Linked DNA regions of Homo sapiens: region 1 is linked to region 2. A link is an interaction called in ENCODE POLR2A ChIA-PET data of the cell type or tissue named here. Cell type or tissue: GM12878. All regions are shown on one strand. Links, peaks and the distances in the headings refer to the core of each region. The heading gives the core; the rest is flanking DNA.

What was found. ChIA-PET counts read pairs that join two places held together with the same protein. Peaks named below come from ENCODE experiments on the same cell type or tissue, not always from the same donor. Only the 100,000 strongest peaks of a DNase experiment are listed, where the experiment ranks them.
Region 1: POLR2A ChIA-PET joins it to region 2 with 5 read pairs; 1 of 35 experiments calls an interaction of 5 or more read pairs at or near these places.

What each region holds. Positions count from the first base shown.
Region 1 is chr6:149,061,540-149,078,116 of GRCh38, reverse strand. UST (uronyl 2-sulfotransferase) reads right to left here. Exons shown (of 8, transcript NM_005715.3): 8 at 1,127-4,284. The coding sequence ends at 4,001. Among named protein-coding and RNA genes, the nearest start is that of UST-AS2, 37 kb to the right of the region's middle. RefSeq lists enhancers at 3,773-4,972, 11,716-12,125, 12,146-12,225. In GM12878, for the core only: no CTCF peak of the experiment used is centred there; no DNase peak of the experiment used is centred there; H3K27ac peaks cover 767 bases.
Region 2 is chr6:150,630,560-150,645,244 of GRCh38, reverse strand. The region is part of intron 1 of PLEKHG1 (pleckstrin homology and RhoGEF domain containing G1); the gene reads right to left. Among named protein-coding and RNA genes, the nearest start is that of PLEKHG1, 38 kb to the right of the region's middle. RefSeq lists enhancers at 8,132-8,351, 11,717-11,766, 11,797-11,926, 13,234-13,313. In GM12878, for the core only: no CTCF peak of the experiment used is centred there; a DNase peak (open chromatin) is centred at 8,214; H3K4me3 peaks cover 4,272 bases; H3K27ac peaks cover 4,947 bases.

The DNA.
Region 1 (16,577 bases), core at 6,336-11,335, 1.6 Mb after region 2:
GACTGCAGGCGCATGCCACCACACCCAGCTAATTTTTTGTATTTTTAGTAGAGACGGGGTTTCACTGTGTTAGCCAGGACTGTCTCAATCTCTGGACCTCGTGATCCGCACGCCTCGGCCTCCCAAAGTGCTGGGATTACAGGCATAAGCCACCGCGCTCGGCTGTCATCCTGCCTTTTAAGAAATACTGTCATTATCTATAAAATTCATTAAAGGCCAAATAGCTCATTGGATAAACCCGCAGGTGATGGCACATGTATAAAGAACTTCAGACCACACAAGCAACCCCAGATATGGCACGGTCCAGTTTTTCTTGAGTATTTTTGGCTCTAAAGTTGATTGAGTCAAACATCATTTGATTGAGTTACAGAAGGACAAACAAAATGATGAACAAAGGTCACCACTTATCACCTGCTGTTTAAGATTCTCATATTCTTACTTGAAATAAAGCATACCATTACCAAAGTGGATTTTTCTTTCCTTTCGTATCAGCATTCTGATTCTTTTATATAACAGTCACATGTAATTGGAATGTAGCATCAGACACACAGGGAGCATAGTTTGTTTCTCTTTGTAAGCTCCATTTGACCACAGCAGTGAAATTTCCCAAGAACGGTGTTTCCAGATCAAGACTACTCACTTGAGAGCTTAGAGTGGTCCAGGTTTTGAAGTGCTGCATGTCTGAGAAACAGATCATCGTAGACACTGAGAATTGGGGCACATCCTTCCTTTCCTATCTGACGGTAGACATGCCCCGTAGATGCTGGATAACAGAGACAGATGATTCAGATGTAGCACCCCGACATGAAACCAACCGTGGAAATACTGATAAAATCACCTGTTTGCTTTTTAAAATATGCAACAACATGAGTAAATGACTAGTTCATTTTATCAGCCCCCTTTTTTTTGCTGTCATATAATTACACGAATGAAAATTGATACACTTTTTAAAATACAGCTTTTCAAAATCCCATCTTGAGGAAAAAAGCTTGGCCAATTAAGAAGGCTGAGGGGAGGAACTGCAGGCACTTTTATTTCCAGCTGTCAACAGGATGGAAGAAATATGTCAACTTATTTATATTTATTTATTTATATGGGTGATGAATAAGTTAAGGAATGCTTCATCTCAAACACAGATTGCTTTTATTTTAGCTAAGTTAATGTTTCAGTTCCATATATATTTTTGAATTTCCATCAACGTCAAACACCATTTTTTTCTTTCTTCTTAAAAAAAAAAAAAGATTTACAAGCACTTTTACGGCACTCAAGAAAGTAGGCTGAAGGTTCATAATAATAATTTTCCTTTTAAAAAACATCCATCAGACCAAAATAAAATCATTTTAATTAACTCCTTCCTGAGTAACTAAAACCTTGGAATGTGCTGAAAGGTTATAATAAATAAGACAGTCAAAGATCAACTAGCTTAAAAGGTATTTTTTAAATTAAACTATGTAAAATGTACAATATGTTTCATGAAGTACAAACTGTTGGGCCCAGGGCCAAAAAAAATGTTGTCATGTTTGCCAAATAAACTGAAGTACCTTGACTTTTAGGACCTAGAGGGTGTTGGCTGGGACAAAATAACATTAAGGCCCTGTAAGTAAATCCGTCAGCATCTTTTTTTGTGAAGTTATAATGATCACTGCTGAAAAGAAATGCCTTTGAACACACAGGTAAAAGTACCCAGATAAACTTGCAGTAAGAGGATGAATGTTTTTGAACGACCAATTGTCCCAATGTTCTGACAAGAGCAGAGAAAACACAGCCAACTCAACTTTATTTTCAGATTGTGAGATTGCACAGTGTGTAAACTTATCATCATTCTTTATATGGAATTTCATAGAAATGACTCACAGGGTACCAGGCAGCAGTTCTTGTACTGGTTTTGAATATGATTGATAGCTGTTCTCCAGGTTGCTTCTGAAAGTATGCCTAATGGTAGGGCCCTGGTCTCTCTGAACAGGACAAAGGATATTTCCTCCTCTAAGAACATTTCCCTTCATCACTTCTCTGCCCCCGTCCTCTGAGGCAGAAAGAAGGCCCATGAGCGGCCAAGTGCTGGACTCTGTGCCTCTGTGGTCCCCGCCTTCCCTGGACTCCTGTGGGCTGCAGCCTTCTTAACACACATCTCATGATAAAGTAGCTTCAGTGCTCACTCGGCAGGTTCCAAATGACTTGCTTTATATCTTGGCTACAGTCCAATTTTAGTGAAGGCAGAAAAAATTCTAGAGAGACTTTGTGGTTTATGAAAAGTATAAAATGTGTAGCTTGTGTAAAGTCAGAGTCTTATTTACTATTAACTACTCCCAACTCACACATTTGCTAGGGCTGGCTCTAGGGGACAAATATGAAATAGACAAAATTTGTGGCAGTGTCCTTCCTGCTGCCACCACTGAACCTCGGCTTCTTAGCTAGCTGTTTATCGTCTTCCCAGGAGAATGTGTATTTTCAGCATTTTTTTTAAGGTGAAAATATTTCAGAACTCAAAGCAACAGATTTCTAATGACTGAACCAAGGCATCATTGATAGGTGGCAGGGGAGGGGCAGTGGGAGGTGGAAAGAAGACATACCTTAGGACAGTGAGACTGCCCAACATGTACTCACATCACATTGGAGGCAGCCACTTACTTACAAAGCTGGCCAAGCAGTCTCTGTCCCAGAAGCTCTTGCTGCTTCTTTTTGATGTCTCAAGTAAGAGTTCTCAGGAGCACACAGGTCCCATAAGAAATGGGACTCTACCTGCACAGAACTCAGGTAGTTCTCGGGTAGCTCTTCCACCTGCACAGAACTCAGGACCCCTTTTTACTGAAAACAGGTACCTCTTAGGGAACTAGAAGTTACAATAGTACATAGTACCAGGTCCTATAGGACCCAACTTGGCCAGGGGTGTGTTTGATAGATTACACACCATCTGTGGTCAGGCTCAGAACTTCTGCTGTAGGAGTCAAATGCCTGAGCTAAATTGGTTCCTAGAACTTCCATTAAAGCAGTGTTGGGAGAAGATGTTTCATATTGGGTGCAAAAGACACAGCCATGCCCTTTCCCTGATGCCACATGACCTTCAGATTTATCTGTCTTGTCTACATTCTTCCTTACACAGCAAACAAATTATTTTCCCTGCTAGAGTACTTTGATATCTGTCAGCACGGTGCTTTGAAATGGAATGTCTCAATGGAGCTGGCCATGCACTTTGACCTTGAAAGGTACTCCAGGCTGTGGATTGGTTGGGGATGCGGCACAAGCTGACTTGCTCTTTCAGAGATAATTACACTGCTCTTGGTGAAAGTGCCCCCTGAGAAGGACCAGAGGCAGAACTCTACCCATGCGGGTAGAAACCACTTACCCATGGAGATCCTCCTCCTTTAAAAAAAAAAAATTAATTGAGACAGAGTCTCACTCTGTCACCCAGGCTGGAGTGCAGTGGTGTGATCACAGCTCACTGCAACCTCAAACTCCTGGGCTCAAGTGATCCTCCCACCTCAGCCTCGGATTATAGGCTCAAGCCATGGCACCTGGCTCCATCCTCCTTTTCGATGTCCTAATCTGTCTTACCTTCTCTTAGATCCTTCCAGAGGAGATACCCTGGTCTCTGAAGTGGTTTTGTATTTCCACTGAAATATACAAGTCTGGATGTCTCCTACCATTGAGGTAATATTTTTATAAGTCATTTTACAAATGATAAGTTATTAGGCTAGGGGCTATATTTCTCCCCCTTTTCCCATGATATGGGGTGGGGGAAAGCTGTTTTATGACAAGATGCCTTGGGATGGAGCCATCTAGTGTACCCGGGAAAGACCCAAAGAGCCAAGAGAAAACACAGAATAAAATTAAACAAATAAAACCCGCAAAACCGGGCATCTCCCAATGACCCCAACATGTGGGAATGTTTTGTTCTTTTTAATGCACCCAAGCATTAATTTAGTCCCTTAAGGATTTTACTTCCCCAAACAAAGAACTTTCTGGAAAAGGGAGATAAAGCCATAGAGGCAACACAGTCACATCACCTCTTATAAATATCTTCCAGCCACTTTTCATCATCCTGTTCTTCATCGTCGATTGGCTCCTCGGTTTCCAGTGGAGTTGGGATAAAGAAGTGTGGCCTCAGGGGGGGCTTGCTGACGTGAGACTTAAGTCCAAACTTGCGCTTCAGCAGGTGGAACTGCTCTTTGACGTAGTGGTAAAACTCGTACTCGTATCTCATCCGCTGGTAGAGGATCTGCACAGCCTCAGGAGAGGGGACAGTCTTCTTCACCGTCACAGTCATGTTTCCAAGCTTCCTGTGCTCTGGAAGAGAACCGGGGTCGCACATGAGCCATCATTTGCAGTAGCTTAGAAGGGATCCCGGCGAGGACCCACATTACCTGTACAACTCTGGTAGCACCTAAGGAAGCAACTGCATATCCAAGTATTAGAAGAGAAGAAGGGTTCCTGACAATATTTGGAAACACTTACCAACTCTAGGTGTTAATGTCAACATGAGTTGACGAAGCACAAGCTATCAAATTTCCTTTCATCAGATGTGAACCATGCGATTGGACCAAATTCAATTGTTAACTCTGAGTTCTACATTCTTTTGAACAGCAGAATCTATCCATTTTCCCTCTTTTATTTCTTGATACACCAGAAAAGGGCTTTACCCTCAGAAGGAGGCATGGAAGAGCTGTCTAACCACTTTCTAATAATCTTGTTTTGTAAGTTTTAAAATATTGACATAAAGTTTAATTTGATACAAAATCCATTTCCATTTTACTATTTCAACAATGCATTTGTCCAGAAAAGGAAAGGAAGGGCTGCCAGATTTCTTAAGTATAATTTACAAATTTTTAAAATTTATTTTTATTTTTTGTAGAGACAGGTTCTCACCATGTACCCAGACTGGTCTCGGCATCAAGAGATCCTTCTGCCTTGGCATCCCAAAGTGCTGGGATTATGGCACGAGCCACTGCACCCAGTCTAAATATAATTTTAACCCTTGTAAATTTTAAATTTTTTATTGTGGTAAAATATATACAACTAAAATATGCTTAATTTTATACTAATGCTTAATAACAAAATATATTTTATATTCATTGCTGAATAGCATGAAAATGTTATATATAGAGTGTACAATTTTAACTATTTTTAAGTGTACACTTCAGTGGCATTAATTATATTTACAGTGTTGTGCAACCATCACCACTGTTTTAAAAATCCTTTCATGAGTCTATACAAAAACTTGATATCCATTAAACAATAACTCCCAATTCCTTTCCTTTCCTTACCCCACCCTACTTACCCCATCGATTAGATAGAACCTCTAATCCATGTTCTATCTTTATGAATTTGCCTATTCTCAGTACTTCATGTAGGTGGAATCATACAATATTTGTCCTTTTTTTGTCTAGCTTATTTCACTAAGCATGTTTTCAAGGTTCTTCCATGTTGTAGTGTGTATCAGAGCTTCATTCCTTTTTTTTTTTTTTTGAGATGGAGTTTTGCTCTTGTTGTCCAGGCTGGAGTGCAATGGCGCAATCTTGGCTCACTACAACCTCTACCTCCCGGGTTCAAGTGATTCTCCTGCCTCAGCCTCCTGAGTAGCTGAGATTACAGGCATGCACCACCATGCCTGGCTAATTTTGTATTTTTAGTAGAGATGGGGTTTCTCCATGTTGGTCAGGCTGGTCTCGAATTCCCGACCTCAGGTGATCCACCTGCCTCGGCCTCCCAAAGTGCTGGTATTACAGGTGTGAGCCACCATGCCTGGCCCAGAACTTCATTCCTTTTAAGGTTGAATAACATTCCATTGTATAGATAGAACGCAATTTGTTTATCCTTTCATCCTTGGAGAGACACTTGGGTTGTTTCCATCTTTTGCTTATTATAATGAACATTTGCATTCTAGTATCTGAGTCCCTGTTTCCACTTATTTTGGGTATATGCCTAGGAGCAGAATTGCTGGGTCATGCGGTAATTCTAAGTTTAATGTTTTGAAGAACTGCCAAATTATTTTCCACAGTGTTTGCACCATTTTACATTCCTACCAGCAATGTGTGAAGGTTCCAATTTCTTCGAATTCTCTCCTACGATTGTTATTTTCCTCCCTTTTTAAAATTGTAGCCATCCCAGTAAGTGTGGAGTGGTATCTCACTGTGGTTTTGATTTGCATTTCCCTAATGACTCCTGTAGTGATGCTGATGCTAATGGTTTCCCTAATTTCTAATGACCTTTTCATGTGCTTTTTGACAAGCATGTGTCCAACAAATGCTGTTTGTTTGTATATCTTCTTTAGAGAAATGTCTATTCAAGTCCTTTGCCCATTTTTGAAGTGGGGTTTTTTTTTGTTTGCTTTTGTTTGTTTTTATTGTTGAGTTGAAGGAGTTATTTACATATTTTAGATAATCTGCACATATATCAGGTATATAATTTACAAATATTTTCTTCCATTCCACAGGCTGTCTTTTCACTCTGTTGATAGTGTTCTTTGATGCATAAAAGTTTTTAATTTTAATGAAGACTATTTTATCCATTTTTCTCATATTGCCTGACTTTTGGTGTCACATTAAAAAAAATTGCCAAATCCAAGGTTGACATATAGAAGTTTTTAATTGTAATGGAGACCATTTTATCTGTTTTCTTCTTATTGCCTGTCTTTTGGTGTCATATTAAAGAAGCCATTGCCAAATCCAAGGTCATGAAGATTTGCCCTCACATTTTCTTTTATAATCTTGCTTTTGACTAAAATTTTTGTCAACAAATTTGAATAGGTATATAATTTACTAAATACAGTTCCAAATGGCTATTTCCAAAATCAGACTCATCTGAAAGGACATAGACTTCCCAATTTTTAGGATATTTGAGGTACCTTCTGAAGCCTTCAGTAGCAATTCTAAAGAAGGAATTTGAAAAATTCTCTATGTAGAGGCTAAGAAGGGTAGTGGGGGATTGGGGACAGGTGGGGATGGTTCATAGGTACAAAAAAAATTGAAAAATGAATAAGACCTATTATTTGATAGCACAACAGGGTGACTATAGCCAATAATAATTTAATTGTACATTTAAAAATAACTAAAAGAGCCGGGTATGGTGGCTCATGCCTGTAATCCCAGCACTTTGGGAGGACGAGGCAGGTGGATCACGAGGCCAAGAGATCGAGACCATCCAGGCCAACATGGTGAAACCCTGTCTCTACTAAAAATACACAAATTAGCTGGGCGTGGTGGCATGCACCTGTAGTCCCAGCTACTCGGGAGCCTGAGGCAGGAGAATTGCTTGAACCCGGGAGGCAGAGGTTGCAGTGAGCTGAGATTGCGCCACTGCACTCCAGCCTGGCGACAGAGCGAGACTCTGTCTAAAATTAATAATAATAATAATAAAATAACTAAAAGAGCATAACTGGATTGTTTGTAATGCAAAGGATAAATGCTTGAGGGGATGGATACCCCATTCTCCATGATGAGATTATTATGCATTGCATGCCTGTATCAAAACATCTCATGTACCCCATTAGGTATTAATTAAAATAAAAAATAAATAAATTCTCTATGTGGCCAACAGCCTCATTGAATAAGGGTATTACTTTTCAAACTGACTCTTTTGAAAGTCCTTTGCCAGGTTGGGTCCTTTGCACAGGGGAGCCTAGATCCTTGTAAATAGATAACATGGTCTTCATTGAAATTAAAAACATAACACACATTGAACACTCTAGAATTTCTGTTAAATAACTTGGCATAGACTCTTCTGAAATGGGTTCCTAACAGAACATTTTATAATATCTGTCTTCTCTGAAGATATGAACTCTAGCTAATCTGGGGCGGGTCATTGTTCACAGGTCTTAGGTGTTCCTTTTTGTTTTTTAAAACAGAGCTAAAAAATCTTATGAAAGACAGACAAGAAATAAAGAGTTTTAAGTCAAACATTGAGAGGCAGAGGAAAAATAATTCTCTCATTGAAAGCCTCCTTCAATCCCTTCCTCTTAGAGCACTATACATTGTGTAGGGTTTTGTTATCTGATACACAAAAAAGTAAGACTCCTGTGATTTAAAATAAATTCATTACTTAAATTATTTGGCCCAACCTGGCAAAGGATCCAAGGGGATAAGCAAAAGGGAGCCTAGATCCTTGTAAAGAAGTAATTTGGAAATCTGTTCTATTTCACAGCCTCAAAGCTCTTTGTCGTAAGGTTGAAACAGTAATTTCCTAAAAACAATGGACAGCAAGTGTAATCATATAAATACCTTGACTACAAAACTATCTGAGAAATACCAATCACATTTTACTAGTCTTCAATCACTTGCAAAATGTTGGTCTATATAATGGATTGAGTTGATTTGCTATATAAATGGTTATTAATTTCAGGCCAGAAAAACTTTGGGAATATTCTTTAAAGTTACAGCATAATGGGTTTATACATTTCTTTCTTTGATTACGATTAGGTGACTGGGTCAACTGCCATAAGGTTACTCCTAGTTCATGACAATAAAACTCTCTTCCCTGAATGCCTTCCTCTATGGTTAGGATGGGGGAGTTGGTGGATGGGCAGAGCAGGTAAATAACTCTGTCAAAAGTGACATTATATCCTTCCGAATAGACATTTCTCAAAATAAGACATACAAATGGCCAAGAGGTATATGAAAAAACTCAACATGCTAATCATCAAGGAAATGCAAATCAAAACCACAATGAGCTATCATCTTACTCCAGTTAGAATAGCTATTATTAAAAGCCAATAAATAACAGATGCTGGTGAGGATGTGGAGAAAAGGGAACTCTTATACACTGTTGGTGGGAATGCCAATTAGAACAGCCACTATGGTAAACAGTATGGAGAGTTCTCAAAAAACTAAAAATAGAACTACCATGATCCAGCAACCCTTCTACTATGTATCTATCCAAAGGAAATGAAATCAACATATCAAAGGGATACCTGCACTTGCATGCTCACGTGTTTACTGTAGTAATATTCGCAGTGGTAAAGATATGGAATCAACCTGTGTCCATCAATGAATGAATGAAGAAAATGTGGTATTATACACAATGGAATACTATTTGGCCATAAAAAAGAAAGAAATCATGTCATTTGCATCAACATGGATGGAACTGGAGGTCATCATGTTAAATGAAATAATCTAGGCACAGAAAGACAAAGATCGTGTATTTTCACTCATATATGGGAGCTAAAGAAGTTGACCACAAGGAGGGAGTAGGATGATACATACCAGAGGCTGGGAAGGATGTCTGGGTTGGAGAGCGGGCTGAAGAGAGGTTGGTTAATGGGTACAAATGTACAGTTATATAGAAGATGTAAGTTCTCATGCTCCATAGCAGAGTAGGGTGACTATAGTTAGCAACAATGTATTGTATGTTTCAAAGTAGCTAGAAAAAAAAATTCAAATGTTCCTAACACATAGAAATGATAAATACTCAAGGTGATGGATACCCTAAACACCCTGATTTGATCATTGCACATTCTATGCATGGAAAAAAATATCATACATATCCCATAAATATGTAAAATATTATACATCAATAAAATGTGATATTGTGTCCTTCAAGTACAAGTGAAAAGAACCAGGACATATTTGCACGATTAGTTAACTGATATGGTGCGAGATGGTGACAGTCCTGGCTGAGCCTAATGCTTTGTGGTATATTTTTATAGTAACAGCTACAGTTAATGGGAACTAATGTGTAGCAAGCACTGAGCTAAGCACTTGTACACACAATCATACTTAATCCTCACAATAACCCCTTGATGGAAGAGCCATTTTATACATGAGGAAACTGAGGCCAAGGCTATAACTCATTCAAGGTCATGCAGCCAGAAAGTGGCAGAGGTAGGAGGCTCCTCATGACAATCAGCTGCTGTGCTTTTGCTGTGTTGTTTCTTGGTGTGGACAGGTGAGAGGGCTATTACTGCTTCTCACACCTTTCTTCACAGTGTGGTAGAGCATAATGGTCAATGTCCAGGCCTAGAGCCTACTACTCCTCCTGCTGACTGAGGCACCCAAACTTAACAACCGATCTCACAGGAAACTGGCAGGTGTTTTGGAGGGAATGGCTAATGGCTTTATAGTTTGGGAGGAGAAAAGGGCCGATTAAAAAAAAATTGGGCACGATCATCTCTGGGTCCAATACTCAGAGTCAGTGATGAAAACCACCCCAACAACCACTATTTGCAGAGTTCCACCTGAGAGGTAAAACTGCGTCCTGGTGGTTTATTTAGATTAAACTTGTAATTTTGTGTTTCCAGTAGGAAACATTCTATCCCAGGCAGAAATTGACCTAGTATTTACCATGTTCGGAAAACGACAGACTTCTGGTGATAACCAGCATCTAAAATCCCAGTGCACTCCATCGACTCTATGACTGGAAAGTACTGGCTCTTATGATTTCACTCAGAGCCCCCTACATTGACATATCTTATCCAACTTTTATACAGTAATGAGAGGTCTTTAATAAGATTGATATTTGATAAGATCCCAGGTAGCCTTTCCAACCAAATTTTAATTGCATGTCACCTTACCAGCCTGACAAAAGTGCTTTGGCTATTTGATAGTGCTAGTCAGAACATGAGGAGGCCCAGCCCTATGTTTGCTAGAACACTCCACAGAGAGGACAGACTTTTAAGACAAGAGGGAAGGGGGACTTTTTCATGTTTGGCTACAAGGCAAGAGCTTTAAAAGATCCTTTCTTGAATAGTTAAGGATCCAGGGAGGGTGACCGCCAAATATGGCAACTTGGTATGGCGATATTTCAAATTGAAGGCCATTGGAGACCAGTACATCCTGGATGAAGCTGTTCTCTGAAGTTCCCTTATCTACCTAGAAATTGGACCTGCCAAAGAGGAACAAAATTGCCTTCAGTCACCTCCCCTAAAATTTCATTAATCAGAGAAGATCAAAACTCATGTCACAGAGGAAGGGACTGAAGATTAAACACCACACTCAGAGCTCAGATGAACGTTGTCCCAAACTATTGCCTGTTCTTGGGTCCCATTCAGTTCCCAAAGAGAATTATTTACCTTCCATTGTCTGAGCATTGGGCCCATTCATTCCCCTTAAATATCATTTACTACTCTTCAAAATTGCCACATTTAACCTCCATTTCCCCTTTCCCTATGAAGAAAGGTATAGAAAAAAGCTGGACCTCCCTGGGTTATGAGGTAACCACTCTCCTGTGATTTTCTCCTGTGTAGCATTTTATTTTTAAGAGGTAGGGTCTTGCTCTGTTGCCCAGGCTAGAGTGCAGTGGTGGCTCACTGCAGCCTCAAACTCCTGGGCTCAAGCGATCCTCCCCTCAACCTCCTGAGTATTTGGGACTACAGGAGTGAGCTACCATGCTCAGTTTCATGCATATTAATAAATTTTATTCCTTTTTTTCCTGTTAATCTGCCTATTGTAAGTTCATTTTCAAGTAAGCTTCAGAGGGTGGAGGAGAAGCTTTTCCTGTTACCCCTCCAATAACAACAGATTGTCTCGTGTATTTCAGTTACTTCAGTCTTCCTTACTCTTCTTAATCCCTCCCTAAATCCCCCGTCTAAACATGAGGGTCAGTATCAGCTGGTTTGGCAGATTCTTATGGGATCTAATGTTTCCCCAAGCTCTAGTTTTGCATTAATATCCAATTCTTGCTTCATTTGTCTACCCACCCTGCCTCCTTGGAGTTTCCTTCTCTCCCTCATCCACCCCCTCTTCTTCATTGTCAACCTCTCCCTCTCAACTGGCTCCTTGCCATCAAAACTCACTTCCCTTCTTGAAAAAACCCTTGTCTCATGCACCCTCCCTCTTTCATCTTTTCTCTCTCCTCCCCATCACAGCCCAACTTCCTGAAGAGCTGTCTACATTTGTTGTAACATTTTCAGCTTACGTACGTGACTGAACTCACCAAAACCTGCTTTCTGTTCCTTCTGTACTCCATTCAGTTACTCTCGCTTCCTTGTTGGTAGCTCAGAGGGCGCCTCACAGCATGACCCCATCACACTGTGGGCCACACACTCCATTTTGAAACCCCTGCATCTGCAACAGTGTTTTCCTGGCACCCTCACCTCTCTCTGATCACTCCCTTTCCATCTTCTCTACGCCCTCCTCTTTCCCAGCCTGTCTTATAAAGACCAGTCCTCCTCAGGCTCTGTTCCAGCCTCTTCCCTTCTCCCTGGTTACTCCCTGGGTGGCAGCATCCAACCCTCTATCCTTTAGTCCTCATAGCACTGTGAACAACAAAATGAACAGTTTATATAAACAATGACAGCTTTTTTGACCTTCGTTTTCCACAGAGCTGCCAAATTTAATAAGGTTAATGACATTGCCAGAGGGTTATGTCGCGGTCAGAAACAGGAGTGCTATTTTGTGCCAGGAGAAACAGAGACTCAGATTCAACCAATATTGATGGGGAACACCCATTATGAGTTTGGATCATCATATACATTATTTTATTTGATATTCTCAATAACCCTGTGAGGTGAATATCATGACCCCTCTTTTGCAGATGGAGAAATAGAAACTTACCCAAGGTCACATAGCTGGCTGGTAAGTGAAAAAACGAATTTGAATCTGGGTCCCCATCTATGTTGAGATTTTTCCCTAACTTTAAGTACTGCACCATAACCAGGGCAGCTTTCATGAGCCTGTAGAAAACTATCACCTTCATATGGAAAGACCAGAGGTGGTTTGTCTTGTATAATAAGCAGAGAATTCTTAAAAATCTCATTTCAAAGACATATGGATGTGTGTCTTGCTGTACGATAATCGGTGCTATGGAAAAGTCATTCCATTGCTAAGTTTTCCACATTTTTGTAAAATGCCAGACTTTCCATCCAAACAAAACAAAGCTACATGGACTATGGAATCAGCCTCTCTCCAGACTGCCATAATAGCAGCTCTAGAGGAAGTTGTTAGGATTTTTTTTCAAATAATTGTTGTTATTTCAGCCACAAAACAATTATGCTTTAAAAATCTATACTTATTAGTAGCATTCCTTGGGAAGGGAAGAAGCCCTCGTTAGGTGAGCACATACTGTCGGATTAACCATGAAGAAGTGAAGACCTCACTCCATGAGCGTTCTCTGATCCTAGCAGGAACTGAGAGTAACTTCAAGGGGCTCATGTCTCTTGTGCCCACTGATAAACATTTTAAAAGAAAGAGACGAATACAGAGCTCCTCCCTTTAAGACAGGGTGGCAAAAAGGCAGCCCAAGATCGGACTGGCAGGCAATGTGTTGTTTGGCCCGTGGGGTATTTTTTTTTTTTTAGAAATGGATTCAGTTGTTGTAAGGCTTGGTCTATTTCACATGGAAAGCTGGATTTCTGGCTTTTCTCAAAGGGCGGCTACATTCTTCTGGAGCCAAGTGTGACTGCCCCCGTGAAAGAGGCCAGGGCTTTCCAGTTTGCCTCAGACTCTAAATGCCGGTTCATTCTTTTATGTTACCTGACTGGCTGTTATAGAAAGTCGAGTTTTATGCTTCTGCTTTAAAGATTCTAAAATTCAGGCTTTCATAAACCTAGAGAGTAAGTGCTTCTCGTCAAAATCAAGGCTTCAATTAGGCCTCACTGGTGTGCCCAATATCATCTTCCTTCCCTCTTTCTGCAAAGATTTGTTGAATAGCTATTCTGCACCACGCACAGGAATTGTTGCAGTGAATGGGGCATCATCATCATCACCATCATCATCATCATCAGTTGGCACTTTGAGAGCTTTCTCTGTGCCAAGAATTGTAAGATATCTAAACACACATTTAATCCTTATAAAGCTCCCAGTGCTGTAGAGGTCTCTTATTATCACCATTTAAAGCTGTGGCATTGGAATTTAGAAGTTTGTGCAGGCTCACACAGCTGGTAAGTGGTGAAGCCCGAAGTTGGGTGTGGGGAAGTCTGACTAATGAGCCCAGGTTCTTAACTCTCCACATTGCTGACGAGTGGATGGAGCTCACAGTCTAAGGGAGATGCCTGCTCACAAGGCTTGTCACCATGGGGGCAGAGAGGGCATCTCACTCTGATTCATTTGCTGGAGTCAACATTTCTTCTGTTTGGTCAGAAATCCTCACCAGGGAGACCAGGCTTATTGGGCTTATCTTAAATACTCTGCATGGAGTTGGGTCTTTCATACTTACTACAAGATCATGAAGATTTGCCGTATGTGCTGTGTGTGCACGTCTGAGAGTATAGATTCTGTGTGTGTTTCAATCAAGAGATGGAAAACTTTTAGGAGGCCTCTGAGGCACTATCCACCTCCTAAAAAATTTTCTCTAGATTTTATTCTTAACATCTCCACCAGGTTTCATTTAGCTGTTCTTCCAAAGAGGCTTTTTATACTGAGTGATCAGGACAAAAGCGATACCCCATTTATCTTTGTATTTCCACAGCTCAGCACCTGGGGAAACACAGTTCTCCTCTGTACAGGCTTCTTGAGGGAACAAAAGAAACCATCAGAAGGACGAGGGTGCTGTCAGATTCAAGGAAGGCTTGGCTGTGTCTGTGAGATGGAGACAGACAGCTGGGCACAAAGGCAGTATCTGAAGGAGTTTCACAGAAATTCCTAGGAGACCCACAAATGCTGGGTCCTTAGCGAGAAGCAGTCTACCCTCCCATCTGGCTGGGGTCTGTACATTTCAGTGTTTAACTTTGTGGTTTGGTTGCCTTTTGGGACCAATAGTGCTGGCAAGGCACATTTTTCTGCCTCTCTACTTTAATTCATCAATACTTTTTGGCAAAAAGAAGCTGTGGCTTCAGGATGTTTTTGATATTTTTTTAAAAAGTTTTTTCTTATTACCTTTAGGGATTGGTCAAATAATTCCCTTAGTTAATTTTATGATAACTATTGAAAATTTCCTCAAAATAGGCACTGGTTTTGAGCTATGAAGTGTTCAGAAGAGGGAAAACAAAGTAAAAAAACAAACTTTGAGCTTTCTATTTAAAGAACACAATAGAGATTGTTTTTTCTTTATAGACATGTCCAATCAGCCATAGAGTCAGGGCCACAGGGGGATAGACTTCCAGGCTCTGCGCTGTCCCTGGGGAGGGAGTGGCAGGGACACTACAGAGTAGTTACGGTCCTGAGTGGAGATTCTTCTAACAGCTGGCCCCCAGTGACATAAAAATCTGTAGTTGGCCACCCAATGTTGGTAGAGAATAAAACCTGGCATGAGGCCAGGAGGGGGCTGCTTTCTGTATTATTAAAACTTTACAAATAGTAGCCCGAACAGTGCAACTTCTCATACAAGTCCTGCAGAGAAGCACATCCCTCTCATTTTCATAGGGCTCTGTGGATTAATGCGCTTTCACATCGCCCCTCACTACCTTGCTCAATCTTCCCAGTACCCATTTTACTTACAGATACCAAGGGCCCCAGAGGTCACAAGACCAGCTCAAGGCTGTACAGCCAGGACATTTCAGTCCAAGCACTGGAAAGTGGGCTTTCTGATTCTCAGCCTTGCACCTTTTTGCTACACCACAGGCTGTTAATTTCCAAATTGAGTGGAAATCTATAACCACCCACTTCTCCTTGCCCTGTGTGTATTCTGGCATTCAGGGAATCCATTGAAAAGAAGGGCTTGAGTGTTCTAAGATGAGGGGAATGCTTTGGTAAGTCTGGGAGGATCTGGTGAAAAACTTGCAAGCCAGCAAAAATGTTTTCACACTGAAAGGGACTGTGTCTTTTTCATTTTTAGTTCCCCAGTGTCCAGCTCCATGCCTGGCACCTAACCACCCTCCATAAATGTTTGTTGATTTGAAACCTGTATTTTAAATCCATCTGCAAGACTGGATTAACCCAAAGGGCAACTTTCAGTGTTGACTATGCATACTTCACTTTTTAGCTAAATTCCTTCCTTAGTTGAGGGTCCTTCCTGAGCAAACTTTCCATTTCTGGAAATTGAATTTCTGGATAGTAGGCTGACAGAGAAGGTTTGGATCACAGGTTGTTCTGGAGAGGTAGTGGTATTTGCTTTTCTTAGCCACTCTGTTGAAGAACATTATGTTATGGTGACAGAACGCTTGCAAATACTTAGCCAAGCTTAAGACATGCCATGATAAGGAAGGTTCACCACAAACACAAATAGCTATGTAGAAGCCACCGTCTTGCAGCTAATGAATTTGTGCTGGGTGTGATATTTACCCCAGCCATTAACTGAAGATTCAAACACTGTTGGGTAAAAAGACATTTATTTGTGTGACCTGACTTTGCTGTATGAATGCTGGTCAGTTACTTAATTTGCCATCACTTTTGGTACTTTTTAGTGATGTTTCTCCATTAGCAAAATGAAAGTGTTTTATTTAGAAGGAAAACAGTCATTCAATCACATCCATTTGACCTATGTGCCAAGGACTTTGCTGTGGATACAATGTGAACTGTGGCTCTTTGGTCAGTCTTGAACACTTCCTGGTGGAAGAACTTAGCCCGGGCTTTTGGGAGTATCCACAGAAAGCTGGTGGCTCAGGGAAAAGGCTGCAGGGAAAAAGTTCTACTGGGACCTTGGAAACACATCTCTGCCCGGCACCAGGCACACCCATCTGCATGAAATGCATATGTCAGTGGATTGCACACAGATTCTGGTTTGCCAACTCAGGGGCTCCTCCCAATGCCCTGCCAAACAAACACTAGCTTAAC
Region 2 (14,685 bases), core at 7,200-12,199:
AGAGTCATTTACTAATTTATTCTTTCCACTTATTTGCAATGCACCTCTGTTACATATCAGGATTCTATATAAATGTGGGCCTGTTTCAAGATTACTATTTTTTGGTCTAACTGCTCATCCCTATTGCCAAAATCACACTGCCTAAATAACTATGATTTTGTAGCAATATAAATAACATTGCTAAATCCTTCTATGTGTTTCTTCAGAATTATTTTGGCTACTTATGAATCTTTGTTCTGTATACATTTTAGAATTAATGTAAGTTCCACCAAAAACATGTTGAATTTGATTGGGGTTACACTAGATCTACATATGAGAAAATCAACATCTTTATATTATAATAATGATATTGTCTATGAACATGTTACCTCTCCACACTATTTAGAGCCTTAAAAAATAACTTCCAGTGATGTTAAAATTATTCCATTTTCTACATAAAGGTCTCATATATCTTTCACTAGATGTATTTCTAGGGATCTTTCTGTTGTTCCTGGAGAAGTTACCTTTTAAAAAATATCCTGTTTTTTTCTAGAAAGGATATTACTAACTTAAAAAAATATATTTGGAAATACCAAGAAAAGTTGTAAAAATAAGAAGAATACAAAAAACACTATCGGCTGGGCACAGTGGCTCATGCCTGTAATCCCAGCACTTTGGGAGGCTAAGGTAGGTGGATCACAAGGTCAGGAGTTCAAGACCAGCCTGACCAATGTGGTGAAGCCCTGACTCTACTAAAAATACAAAAATTAGCCGGGTGTGGGAGTAGCCTGTAATCCCAGATACTCAGGAGGCTGAGGCAGGAAAATCACTTGAACCCAGGAGGCAGAGGTTGCAGTGAGCCAAGATTGCGCCACTGCACTCCAGCCTGGGTGACAGAGTGAGACTCTGTAACAAAAAAAAAAAAAAAAAACACGAAAAGAAAAAAACCACTCTCTTTTCCTAGCTCTTCCTTGTCAAATGTTTATTGACTTTATTAGTTCTTTAATAGGGCCAAATTCTGGTTCTGGCATGCTATAGGCACATATAATTCTTTGGCTATAAGCAAGAAAATCCACCAGCTACAGAATTCACAATGGAAACTGGCTGACCAAAGTAGGAAGGGAGAGAATGTCAACTCAACAAATCACCTGAATTTTTCATTCATGGAGGTAATTTATTTAAATACCTCAAAATTCGTTTATCCACTTAACAAATATTTACGATTATGTACAAACATCCATTTCTATTCTCAGAGACCTCCAAAGACAGACACACGCTCTATAGCTTTCCTTGCAAATTCAAGTCAATTTTAATTTCTAATTTGATATTTGCAAACGGCCATTTCTTCTTTTGAAAAAAAAAAAAGTGGGTGTCAATCACTTAGGGGGAAAAAATCCTAGAATTTGAAAGTGGAAACCACAGAGGAGAGGTACAAATCTTTTAGTAGCTATTTCTTAGCCTCCTAACCAGTAGATACATGAGTTTTACTCATCATTTGATTCAATTATGTAGTGAATGCCTGGTATGAGCCGGGCATTACGCAGGCATGAGGAATTGCAAAGTGAATAAAGTATGGTATCTTCAAGAAACACGGCTCACATTTTGGAAAAGCTACATACATCAAGCAGTTTTTAATCCATTGAATTGTTTTCAGTGGTGCTTTGACAGATATATCAGGAAAGATTTGTCAAAAGAAAGGTTCTCCCCACCCAATCTAGATATTGTATATCAGATTTGCCTGTCTCATCAGGCACCACATGCTGCATGTAAATGCAATTTATGAAATGAGTTGAGCTTTTAAGATGAGTTCAGTTTCCAGTTTGTATCAATTCCTAGGTTCCACAGGACACACACCAATATGAGGCAGGACTGATTGAGGTTCTTACTACATTATTAAGATGTGTTACACTGATACCAGATACTTCCAGAATCTGGGCTAGATTTCATGGTAAGTTGACTGTGAGCTTTTAAAAAGGAAACTAAAAGCAGACAAACAGCAAGAACTCAACACCAAATTTTGATGGTCCAGACCTTAGATTTTTACCATTTCCTGTTTATTTTTTTTAAACAGGCTAAAAGTTGGCATAGTTACCTGGCAAAGGATAATTAATTCTAATACTTAATTAGAGATGAGGCATTCCAGTAGGTGACCTCTTCCTCATATTCCTTGGTATGTCTCTCTGTTTTTCATACTTACAGCAAAGACGGCCTCTTAATAAAGAAAAGCTGGCCAAAGAACTGGGGATTCCGTCACTATTTTCCTTAAGTTTTTAAAGTTGGAGGGGATGCTGGGCAAAAATGCAAAAAGTAGGGAATGTTTCTTCAATGAATGAGCTTCACTTAAGTACCGCTACTATTACAGGTGCTGTTATAGGCACTGGGGTTACATAGAAAAATACTGAACCACTGCCTAAGACATCAGGTTCTTGAAGGGTTACATACCAGGAGACAAACTGGATAGCAGCTATATTACAAGTGCTGTAATACAGTTATCAATGCTTTTAGTTGAGCAACCTGTGCTACTCCTAAAATGCCTTGAATGCATCCAACATTTGAGCACCAACAGCATACCAGTGCAGGTGCTAAGGATGCAGCCATGATTGGGACAGATTCAGTCCTTACCATCACAGGACCTTTAGCCAGTGGGATGGCTGGCACAGCATTAAAGACAATGCCCAAAGGCAACTGTAGTTATACAGTAAACTTTTAAAAGCATAACAAAATACAACTTTAATATTAAAATCTTGGTCTTGGCAGCATTCCAGTGGAGGAAAATTATGGGTAAAACAAGATTTTCCAGAGATACTCAAGTCCAGGCATAAATAAGGAAAAGGAAGGTGATTATGAAAGTTAGCAAGGTTTTGGCAGATTCTACACGTAATAAAATGGAGGAAGCCACAGAAACTGAGCAACATTTTCTAAGCAGAAAAATTTTATAAGCACCACCTTTTATAGAGTTCAAGAGCTTCTTTCAATCTAGGTCAATAACTTCAAGCAATTCAGAATGTGTTAACAAGCAGTGAAAATGAATGTTAATTAAAATAATAAAATTCCCTCAAATGAACAGAATTCAGCTGGCTGTGGTTTCCAAAGTTGTACTATCTCATAAGTCAAATAGATTTAATAAGGGGAAACAGGACATTAGGTTTCTTGTGCCACTTATTTAATAAACTAATATTTTAGGAGATAACTTTAAAATCTGAATTTGTATTCACCCATTTATTTAATGGTGAAGCACAGTTTTTTTTTACCCAGGCTTCTGTAAAAATATACTTTATTCGGGAAATGTGTTACATCACTTGAAAAAAAAAAGGGTTACTTACATCACTTGAAAATATTCTATTTAGAAAGGTAATTTCCTTTTGCTTTTTTTTTTTTTTTTTTTTTTTGCCTTTTCACATCAGTCAAGTAAAACAGGCTTTGACATATTGGTTTTTTAAAAAGAGAACTTCCAAATATATCACAGAGTTTTTATTTAACATCTATCCTGAGGCTATTTCAGATGAGCTTTCAGTTTCAGGGGAGGGAAAAAGGAAACATGGATACGAAGGGCTGGCTTCCAATAAAACGTTTTACACTTACTACCAAACAGTGATTTATTCATCCACACGTTCCACAGCACCACAGCCACCAGCACTTCCTGGAAATCTTTGGTTTTGCTAACATGGACCATTTTTACTTCTAAAAAAAGGGGAACTGTTCATATTGAATATTGTAGCCCATGAGGAAAGTAAGAGAGACAACTGACATATGCAGAAACACCTTGCCATTTTCAATCCGGACTTGAGAAAACTTTTACTTTCACTAAACCTTCATTAGCATATCTAACATGTGCTTACACGGTTATTTTGCTGATCTTAAAATGGTTCAAAACTGAATATGATTACCATTTCAAAAATCTTTCATAGAGTCTGAACTTCACAGATCATCTCTTTTGCACAATATTTTTGCTTTCCTTCACAGAAACCATCAGGGTTTTCGTCAATCTATCTTGCCAGTTTAGACTATATTAAACTTGTTTATTTTAGAATAATTTTATTTAGAATATAGATATGTATGGTTTCTAGTTTCTAACTCCATGAACAGAGTAATATTTCTCCAGATTCTGTTTATGTGCATGTTCAGCCAAGATATCTTCACTACATAAAACGTAAAAGAGCCTCTAATAGTGGGGGCATTTGGCTGTGTGTGGAGTTAAGCCCAGATCAAAGGGCAGGACACTTGTAGTGCACAGATAAGCTAGAGCATTCTCTAGCCACAAGTTTTTCACTATGAAACTGACATTTAGTGCCCACTAAACAACTGACATATAGTACTCCTGCCATAAAATTAGTTAGATTTGCACTTTCTGATCTAAATATTCAGCAACTATAGGTATTTCTTTAACATCTGTCCCCAATATTAGACCACAGGAGACCCCATTTCTCTGTGTACCACAGCATGCCCGATGCCCAGCACATGGCAGATGCTCACAAATAATTGTTAAATGAATAACCAAGCAGAATGTGCTCACTGGATTTAGTGGCATGAGGTCAGTGAGAGCAGTTTTGGGAAATTGTAAGGGCTAAAGTGGAAACAGTTCAGGGCGACGAGTGAAACACCATGTATCTTACACAAGGCCTGAGAGGAGGGAAGTAGAAAGAGCTAGCGTGGTGTGGGTATTCCAAGCAGGGTTTTGCGTGGGAGAGTCCGGATGATATATAAATGGTGACAAGATAGATCTTTTAGAGAGGAAGGGGTAGAAAATACTGAAAAAGGAAGAGTAAGCCAAAGCATCCCTGAAAATACAGGAAGAATGAGGACCCAGGGACCAGTGTTAATTAAGATGGGGACACGTTTGCTGTTATGACAAAGGCAGGAACATGATGGTTCTTGGTAGATGTGGTGGCAGGCCATGGCCCTGTGTGTTCTCAAGTGATTTCTATTTGCTCGGAGAAGTAAAAGTCAAGATCATCTTCTGAAAAAGTTGGGCAAGCCTGCGCATTTGGGAAGAGTTGGGAAAATTATAATTAAGTCATTTAGGAGAGTCAGTCATGAGCTGACTAGAAAAAAAATAGAAAGTCTGTCAATATCACATTCTGCACCATCAACAATCAGGTGATCGGTCCTACTGGCGGGACGCCGGCCTGGGCATGTGCTTAGCAGACAGCAGGTAGGGCCAGATGGGTAACCCTACAGGGAAAGCAGTGGCTTTGGAATCGAAAGATTTGGGCCCAAGGCCAAGATCTGCTATTAAGGAGCTGTCCGACTTGGAGGAGTCATTTCACTTCTTTAGGCCTTAGGGTTTTTCCATTTACAAAATGACAGAGTTGCGTAGAAACCTCCGAGGTCCCTTCTAGCCCTAAAAGGACTCTTTATAAAATAACCAGCAAATTAGTCTAATGGCAGCATCATTGATACAGAATAAAAGTTCAGAATTGAACAGGAACCATAATTCCTGCCTGGTCCATGGCTCCATTGCTTTCCGACATGCATTACACAAGACCTCCCCTCTGGTCTGCCTCCCAGTCTACTTGCACCCTGACAGCTACACGATAAACATGATCATATGGAGTTCTTTGCTTCAATCCTTCCCATGGTCCCCATCACTATGTAGATGAGCCCAGACTCTTCAGGCCAGCCCAGGAAGCTCTTGGTCATCGGTTCCCACTCACCTGCCTGCTTCATTGTCTCATTGAAATACTAACTGCAAAATTGTTTTTCAAAATAAAAAAAAAAAAGGATAGGAACAGATTTGTTAAAGGACATAAAATTACAGCTAGACAGGATGAATAAATTCTAGTGTTCTAGATCACCAGAGGATGACTGTAATTAACAATAATACGTAGTTCCAAATAGCTAGAAGGATACTGAATATTCCAAACACAAAAAAATGATAAATGTTGCAGATGATGAACATCATTATGTATTCCATGAATATGTTCATTGTCAATTTCTTAAAAATTAAAAAAGAAAAATAGAGAAATATATAGCATTTTTAAAAATTAATGCATTAATAAGGGTTATTTGAATCCCTTAAACATACCCATCCTCTATTCTAGTGGCATATATATTGTCTTGCTATTTTAAGACAGTTCAATTTTAAAACACTGTACTCAGAGATTGGGGCCAAGCGGTTCTCAGCAGCAACAGTGAAAATTTTGTGGCTGGGTTAAAATATACTAAAGTGAATTCTTTTCACTTTCTAAGGTGAGTACAATATAAGTTAAAGCCTTCCCAAAAGAAATGGGCTTTCCAGAGGAAGTGAAGACAGAATATAAATAACATTCCCCACTCATTAAAAGAATGGTATTCAATGATGTTTACACATGTGGTTATCACTCTTTAAACTTAAGTCTAAATATACTTTTAAAGCTGTAGGTAAAGTAGTAATTTACTGAAGCCAAACCACAAAGAAATTTCAGGAATGCATCCAGGTTATATAATTCTATTCCCTGCTATATAAAGAGAATTCTAATAGCTTCTATTTTGGTCATCTATTCACCAGTTTTGACTTAGAACTGATTTTTGGAACATAAAATAATTTGAGAAATTAAGTTTCAGTTTAATTAAGTTTTTAGGTAAGAGGCAGAAATGTAAGCTCCCCACCACTGAACAGCAATTGTTACACAAGGGGTACCTGGCAAGGGGGCTTCTACCTGCCCCCAGAACTCTCCATCCTCTCCCTCTCATGTTTGGGAATTTTCTTGTCCTCTTGACACCTTTATTTACCTTCATTTCAGAAATTCTACACTAGCAGGAGTGACCCTGGCAAGAGAGGGAGGGGCAATGAGAAGAAAGGTTCAAGCAAGGGTCAATGAATGTTAGGAAAAAATCAGCTTCTGGCTGAGTGGTAGGGGGAGGGGTGGTGTTCCAGAACCTTCTGTGTACTTGAGGTGGAAGGAGGGCAATTGGACTAGCTTTTACAGAAGACTTGGGAGATGGAAGGAAACACATTAAAAAACGACATGAGAGCACAGGAGGTAGGAAAGACTAAATTATTCCAGGGAGCCATAAGACACCTAACTTAGCCGGAGCTGCGGCCTTGGTGGAAAACAGAAATACATTCTATCTAAAATTTAATAAATTCAGTATGTGCTTCTGATGCTGGAAAATAAAAATTCTAAGCAATCCAAGAAGATCATCTTTGAAGAACAATACCTTCTTAAGGGCCAGGGCAATATCCATAGATATTCACTCTCCTTTCCTGGAAAGAATAACAAGAATGAGAAAGCGCTCAGATTTTAAACAAGTAAGTGCCAAAATATAAATCTAATGGACTAAATGATAGCATTTATATGGCTAAGCCCTCATTCAGTAGGCTGGAAAATTTAAGCCAAGGAAATCTCTAATACATACAATAAAAAACAAAGAGAAGGAAAATAATAAAGAATCGCTTTCAAGAGGCCTAAAATCCACCTACTCGATTTCTAGGTGAAGATACATTAATATTAGTGGGGAGAAAATATCCTAAGCTAGAGAAGACTTCAGATAGTAAAGCTCAAAAATAAAAGGACCGATGACAAAAAGATAGTGGTGAAATTTTAGAACTAAGGATAAAGCAAAAAGTCCTATATGGTTCAAAGAGGTAAAAAGACACACACACACTCACACACACAATCAACTATGTCGTAAGTCTAACATCAGACTTATTGGCTACACTAGATTGTAGGTATCAGAGGTGCAATGCCTTCAAAGTTCAGAAACAATAATTTTGAATCTAGACTGAAATAATCAAGTGTGAAAGCAAAATCAGACATTTTCAAACATGCAATAACAGTGCTTACCATCTATGCATATTATACATCAAAAGTTACTCAAAGGGAGGAGCCTACCAAATGAAAAAAGGAATCTAAGGAAGAGGATGACATGAAATTAAAAAAGTAAAAAAAAAAACCCAAAAACAAACAAACAAACAAAAAACAGTAAAAGCTAAATATAACCCCAAAGCAGAGAAATGTCTATAAAGAAGTGAAGCTACTGGGAAAATCTCCTTCAAGTGGCAAAATTTCATGACCCACGATGGGAGTTCTTTCTCTATGGATCTAATTCTATTACTCGGCTCCGCAGTGAATAATATTTGCATAATGGCTTTAGGTTTTCAGAAGCCACTCAGAGACAAAACAAAAAACATATTCATAGTTTGGCTATAGAAATAAGAAATAAGTGTATTAACTGTGACACTGTAATAGGCAGAGTCTAGCTAATTGGGAGGTCATGAGTAGGGTGACAGACCCTCTTGGGACCAAGGGGGTTCCCGCATATGGGACTTTCAGAGCTAAAACTGGGAAAGTCCTGTGTAAACCAGGACTAGTTTGACATCTTAGTCATAGGGTAGAAGAAATGAATAAAGGATGCTAATGTCATTTTTCAGACCAAGGTTCAATAGATGCTTTAGAAAAGAAATAAGTTGGAGACAAGACAAATATAGCAACTGTTAGCAGTGACTGTACTTGAGGAATAAGTTTTTTATATTTGATTTCACCCTTTCCAAACTTTAGATTTTTAAAACAATACATCCACTTAGAGCACAATGGGTCAACTCTTATTCACAAGGTATCTAACTTCTAACAGAGAATATTTCAAAATGAGAACAACCTAGAACTCCAAACATGTGAAGCCAACTAAAAATAATTAAATAAGAGATTTTTATCTAAACTCTGATATGAAAGCAAGGGTATAAACAAACCAAGGAAAGGAAGGTCTGCTCTCCTGTCCAGGGGCCATGTCTGTACTCTTGTGAAGGATGAATGATCACAGAAAAGGACAAGAAGAAGACCCTAGTGAACCAAAAAACAGAAAAAAAAAAGGGACCAACTGAGCCACGTTAATTACAGTAATAAGCCATTTATATTCCACATTGCCACCACAGCTACTGCTGGAGAAACCAGAGTTCATCCACGTCAGAACGGCTCAAAAGACACAATGCTGTTTCTCTCTCCCTCTCAAAAGGTGTGGCTGTGTGTGTCATGTGTTACACTAGCTTTTTTTTTTAAAAAAAGTCATGAGTTACATACAATGATCTGGCCATTTTATGGCAAAACTGTTACTTATAGAAAAAATTCAAAATAGAGGTCTTTTCATGAGCATTAATACTTTGAAGTTTGTGTAATGACCCTGAAGAGGTATCTATAGATACAATGTTTTTTTCTTTAGAGAAAACTCAAGTCTTAGGTATGCTGACTCCACAGTTATTTGCACAGGAAGCCATTAACTTATCTGCAAATAGTAACTCACCATAAAGATAATAATTGTTTCATACCCTTCAACTCAAAAATGCCTCTGTTAACACCCAAAAGATACAATATTTATTTTAAATTCAAAATACAAAAAGCCCATAGTCCTGCTTTCTGTAAGCCACTAGTTACCAAGCATATAATCAACACCCATTATGAGTGTTGTACAGTGCATGAAACCAGGGGCCTTAATATATTTAACTGCTTGACGAGTCCTGGCCAGATCACTGCAATTCTATCAGGTTTCGTTTTTTTAAGATACACAGTGTTTTAAAAACATACCTGAAATCAGGATGTAGCTTATAATTAACATGAACATTTAACAGTTTATTTATGCTCCCTGAAAAGTTGTTAAATCAATTATCTTAAAAATCCAGAGTCTAGCAACTAAGAAAACCAAAAAATGCCACATACACAGCTCACTGGAAATGCATGTGATAATAACTAATATAATTGAACTTATGAAAATAATGTTTTATAAATGTGGCTCCAGGTAAGCTCAGATATTGTCCTATAAGTGAAGACAGCTGAGATTAGAAACATTAAGAAGAACAAAATTAGCTCAAAGTAGATGCTTGTTTCCCAATTGTTTTTAATTACAAATTACACTTAGTGTATCCACAAATTCCAAAACAAGAAACAACAGAACTACACTCCTAAAATGTCCACTCATGACTTTTCTATTTTTCATTTTAATTAGAAGACTATTAAGATTCCCATTCATTATCTCGGGGCATTAAAAACATTTCAATGTCATTTATCAAGAGCAAAATTTGCAGCACAGTCTCCACAACTCCAAAAACAAAATTTAAAAAGAAAAAAAGTCTGTGAAAGCTGCAATTTACTTGCTTGCCAGGAGGCTAATTGGAATGTGCTGGAGTAAAGGTAATGAAATGATGTAAAACATTTGTGTGAAAGTCAAAGCATTCTGTGATAAGCCCGTGAAGGGTAGGAACCATATCTGTCCCTCATTTTCATTTCCTTTGGTTCCTGGTGATAGCTCTATTGAATATTCAAATTAAACAGGTTTGAGAACTAATTATTTTTCCAGAAAAAGAGTCCCTTAACTACTTCAACACCTGGATTGTTTTAAGTTTCTACATCCCCCAAAAATGCTCCCAACTCTTCTTGGAAGAATAACATCCTGTAAATTCCTACCCACTCCTACTCTGAGGTCGGCTACAAACCACAGCCTTGTAACTTTTAGGCAAAGATGCTGGTGTCTGTATGAATCCACAAGCATGAAAATGATGACGTATCTCCAAGCATTTGTTCTGTTCTCTACAAAATCAAGATTTATTGTTCAATTGTTTTATTACTTCATTACTTTAATGGGTTTTCTTCCAGAATTAGGCTTAAAGCCTGGAATTGAAAATTAAATTTTTCCATATGTCTGAATTTAAACCATTGGCTCTAATAATGGGGAATCTATTTTTTCTTTCAGTTGAAATATTTTAGATGTTTATTTTTATTCACTTAATTCTTTACAAAAAATGCTTTATCCCAAAGCTGAGTTTCTGACCTCTATGCACTTTTCAAGTTAGTCTTGAGTGTGGTTTTCTTGTGGAAGTCAGTGTGGCACTGGATAACATACTGAGGGCATACTATGTGCCTCCTGAGCTTCCCATCCTTTTTCTCCCCAACTACTGCTTTAAAATTTCTCCAACTCCATCAAGCTCTCCTAGCCTACCCTAGGCCACATATTTTACTACATTCTCATATTATTTTCTACCTCCCATGTGGCTGCTTGATCACAGTTCTTTTTTTTTTCTTCTTCCTCTTTTTTTCTTTTTTTTTTTTGGGGGGGAGATCGAGTTTTGCTCTTGTTGGCCAGGCTGGAGTGCAATGGCTCGATCTCAGCTCACTGCAACCTCTGCCTCCTGGGTTCAAGTGATTCTCCTGCCTCAGCCTCCAGAGTAGCTGGGATTACAGGCACCTGCCACCACGCCCGGATTTTTTTTTGTTGTTGTTAGTAGAGACGGGGTTTCTCTATGTAGGTCAGGCTGGTCTCCAACTCCTGATCTCAGGTGATTCGCCTGCCTCGGCCTCCCAAAGTGCTGGGATTACAGGCCTGAGCCACCACGCCCAGCCTCAACTTCACTCTTTTTCCCCTCCTCCCTCAGGTACAGAAAAGGGACAGTCAGAACTGTGGAGGGGCAACCTGGTCACCAGCACTCTCCATCTCGGCCATTCACTGCTGCCTCCCATACATCCAAACTCACCCTCTGCACTGACTCTCAGCCTCCACGGAGGATGATACAATGGATCATTCCTAACAAGCTTCCCCTTTAGAGCCTACGCTCCCTCTCTCCTCCCCTCGGCCATTAGTATCTTCTGCCTCAACCAAATTGGTTTAGAATCACTGTTTCTGACCCTCTCCTTCCTCATCTCTGACCCCAGTCAGGCTTCTACCCTCTGCACCACCTCTGAGATGACTAAGGCCCCCATCGTCAGAGGCCCCTGCATCTTTATCTGCAGCTGCAGCCAAAGCCTCCAGACTTATGTTTCCCAGTGCCCAGAGAGCAGCTCCATGACAGGCTCTTGGCTAACCCTGCCCCAGCTAAAGCTCTGCACTCTGCCTGATTCCCACCAGCTTCACCTGCGACTCGGATAAGTCTCAGGATGCACAGGCCAGCAATACTGAGCTGCCTGGAATCAGCTCTGCCCAGACTCCCGCTTCCCTGCTGCCCTGGACTGGGGTCCTGCTCCCTGCTCTGCCTGCCAGGTCCTTCCAACCCATCTTTACCTGGTGACTCCTCTCACCCTGCGAGACCCACTTCCAGCATTCATGACTTCCGTCAGGACGGCATCCCTGAGCCGGCACTTCCAGATGACACTGTTGCCCTCCGATTAGACCTGTGGTTTCCTCAAGTGCAGAAATTGGGTCTCATCTTTGAAACCCAAGACCCACTGTCATTATTCAAAAATGTTTAACTGAATGATGAGTCCTCAAAGGAGAGCAAATCTGTTATTTGGTTGCTCCCAGACGTAAAGTGTGCTTTCAGCTTAGTAAAAGTAAACAAATGGGGCTTTTAAGAAAGCACTGCATAAGGTATTTTCACAGAACAGTTTTAAAAGCGAAACTACAGAAGTCATTAGCAAAATATCAGCTAAGTTAGAAAGGGGAAATTCAAATGAAATCATACTAGACATATATGCAAATTTTAGTCTTTGATCCTCAAGCTCGTTTCCCCAGAAACTTTTTGGCAAATTAAACCAGCGATTAGTGACATGTATCATTTCACGGCAGAAGGTCTTATAAAGTATTCTTTAAAACATCACTTGAAGTTAAAGTTCTCCTCAATTACCCATTCCTTGTCTTTTAACTATCAGTATCCTGTCACCAAGACTGCCCATGTAAGAATAGATGTTTGTGAAATTATTCTCTCCTTTGTTTTTTGCTCCTGAATAATGGCCCTAGGACATTTGTTACCAGCCTGCATGTGTTCCTGCCATCCTGTTGAGAACAGGGCATGGAGGAAGCGGGAGAGGCCAGGTAGAGGGGTATGGCCAATGCAGGCAACACTCGCCTGGGGGCCTCTCCAACCTGCCCACCTTGCCCAGGACCAAGGCCCAGGCCACCAAGTCTGACTGTCCTCCATAGACACCCAAGGCCCTGAGAGCAGCCCTAGGTGTGTCCGGTTGGCCAAGGCCGATGATAAAAGCAGACAAAAAGACAAACTTTGGAAGAAATCTTTACATTTACTTTTCAAGTTATAAAAATCACAACTCCCTACTGTTAAAAAAAGTCCAGAGAATAAAGAAAAGCAAGGAAAAACCATCACTTGTAAGCCAGAGACAATCGTGGCCCATACCCTGGTGATTTCTTCCAGCTTTGCTTGTGTGTTTATAATAGAGAATGGAGATTAAACAATTTCGTGTACTCTGACCTTTTCCTTTTTTCACTGAACATTACGACATGCACATTTTTAGGAGCAAATTTTAAACTGTTGACCTTTTGCTACTTGTAGCAAAAATTCTTCAGAAAATGCCAAATGCCGCGTGCTTGTTGTAGGAACCAGAGTCCTGAAGTTGTGAGACTGTTCTCTCAGAAGGCCAGAAAGCCTAGAAGCTCTGGTGGACAGGTTGGTGGCAGTGGCCGAGGAAGCAGCCAGCCAGCCCCCGGGGCAGGACAGCACTAGCAGGAAGGAGGCCGCTAGAAAGCCTGATGCCCAGTTCCCCATGCCCAGTTCCCTGGGGCTTCTCCTTACTTGCTCGCAGCCCTCCACTAGCCCACATCCTCTTCTCCTCCCCCAGCTCTGTCCTACCCTCTGTTCCCCTCCTTGGGAACCCAACCGTGCTCTACGGATGCTCTGAAGCATCTGTAGGTGGGGAGCGGTTGCCAGCAAGGGGAAGGGGAACCCCCGAATCCACTGTAGCAGGTAAAGAAGAGTTCTGAAATGCAAGGTTAGAACTTTTATTTTCCTACAAGTCTTACTGCAAGTTTTCCTACAGGTAACTGAACTGCACAGTGTTGTTCAGTTACTTCCAGCATATTGACCTAAAGATGCTTCTGTTATGATCAGCGTCCAAGCCACAAGACTCTGTCCGACTCCACTAGGTGTAAGGTGTGGCTGTCATGCTGGGCTTTCAAGGTCCTAATACTCCCTGTGTGTAGGGGATGGGGTGTCCCCCAAAGGACAGCAGCACCCATTGCATCACTCCCCACAGTCCTGTCTGTCCATCACCTGAAAAGCTGCCTAAAACGCAGACCTGGGGAGGAGGGTGCTGGATGGAAAAAAGGTGGAACTGGTTTCGTGGTTTTAATTCAAAGACACAGATTGAGAGAGAGAGAGACAGGAATTGAAAAATTGGAGCTGCTGTATATATTTATTTCAAACAGGCTGGAGGATCTAGAAGCCTTGAGATGACACAGCCACAGAAGATGCAGAAACCTCTGCTCCACAAGTGAGCTTGTGGATTCCTGGGCATAGATTTTCTTGGCTCTCTTACTCTTCCACAGTATTTGCTCAAATCTTTGAGAGCTTCAGCTTTAGCATTCCCTTCTAAGAAGGATCATCAGACTTTGGCCCCCTCCACTCCATCGAAACGGTTTATCAAGGCCACCAATGACCTTCTCACTGCAAAATCCAATGATCGACTCTCCTTGTCTTTACTTTCCAGCTGCTAGGATGCACATTCTCCACTGAGCTTCTGGAAAGCCATGGGCTCCTGGCTTTCCTTCCTTGCTGGCAGCTCCTTCCCCATTTCCTGGGCCGAATCTTCCAAGTGCTGGGGTGCCCTGAGATCAGCCTCCTGACCTCTTCTCTATCTCACTCTGATACCTCATCTAGCCCGGTGATTGTAAATATCATTGATTTGCTGATAGTTCTCAGGTGTGTATTTCCACACCGGCCCCCTCTCCTGAGCACCAGGTTCACACATCCACGTACCTACCTGGCATCACCACTTAAAGTTGAGATGCATCTTTCAGACCTAGCGTAGCCAAAGCATAATTCTCAGTTTCTCCCCGTTGCTAACCTGCTTTTCC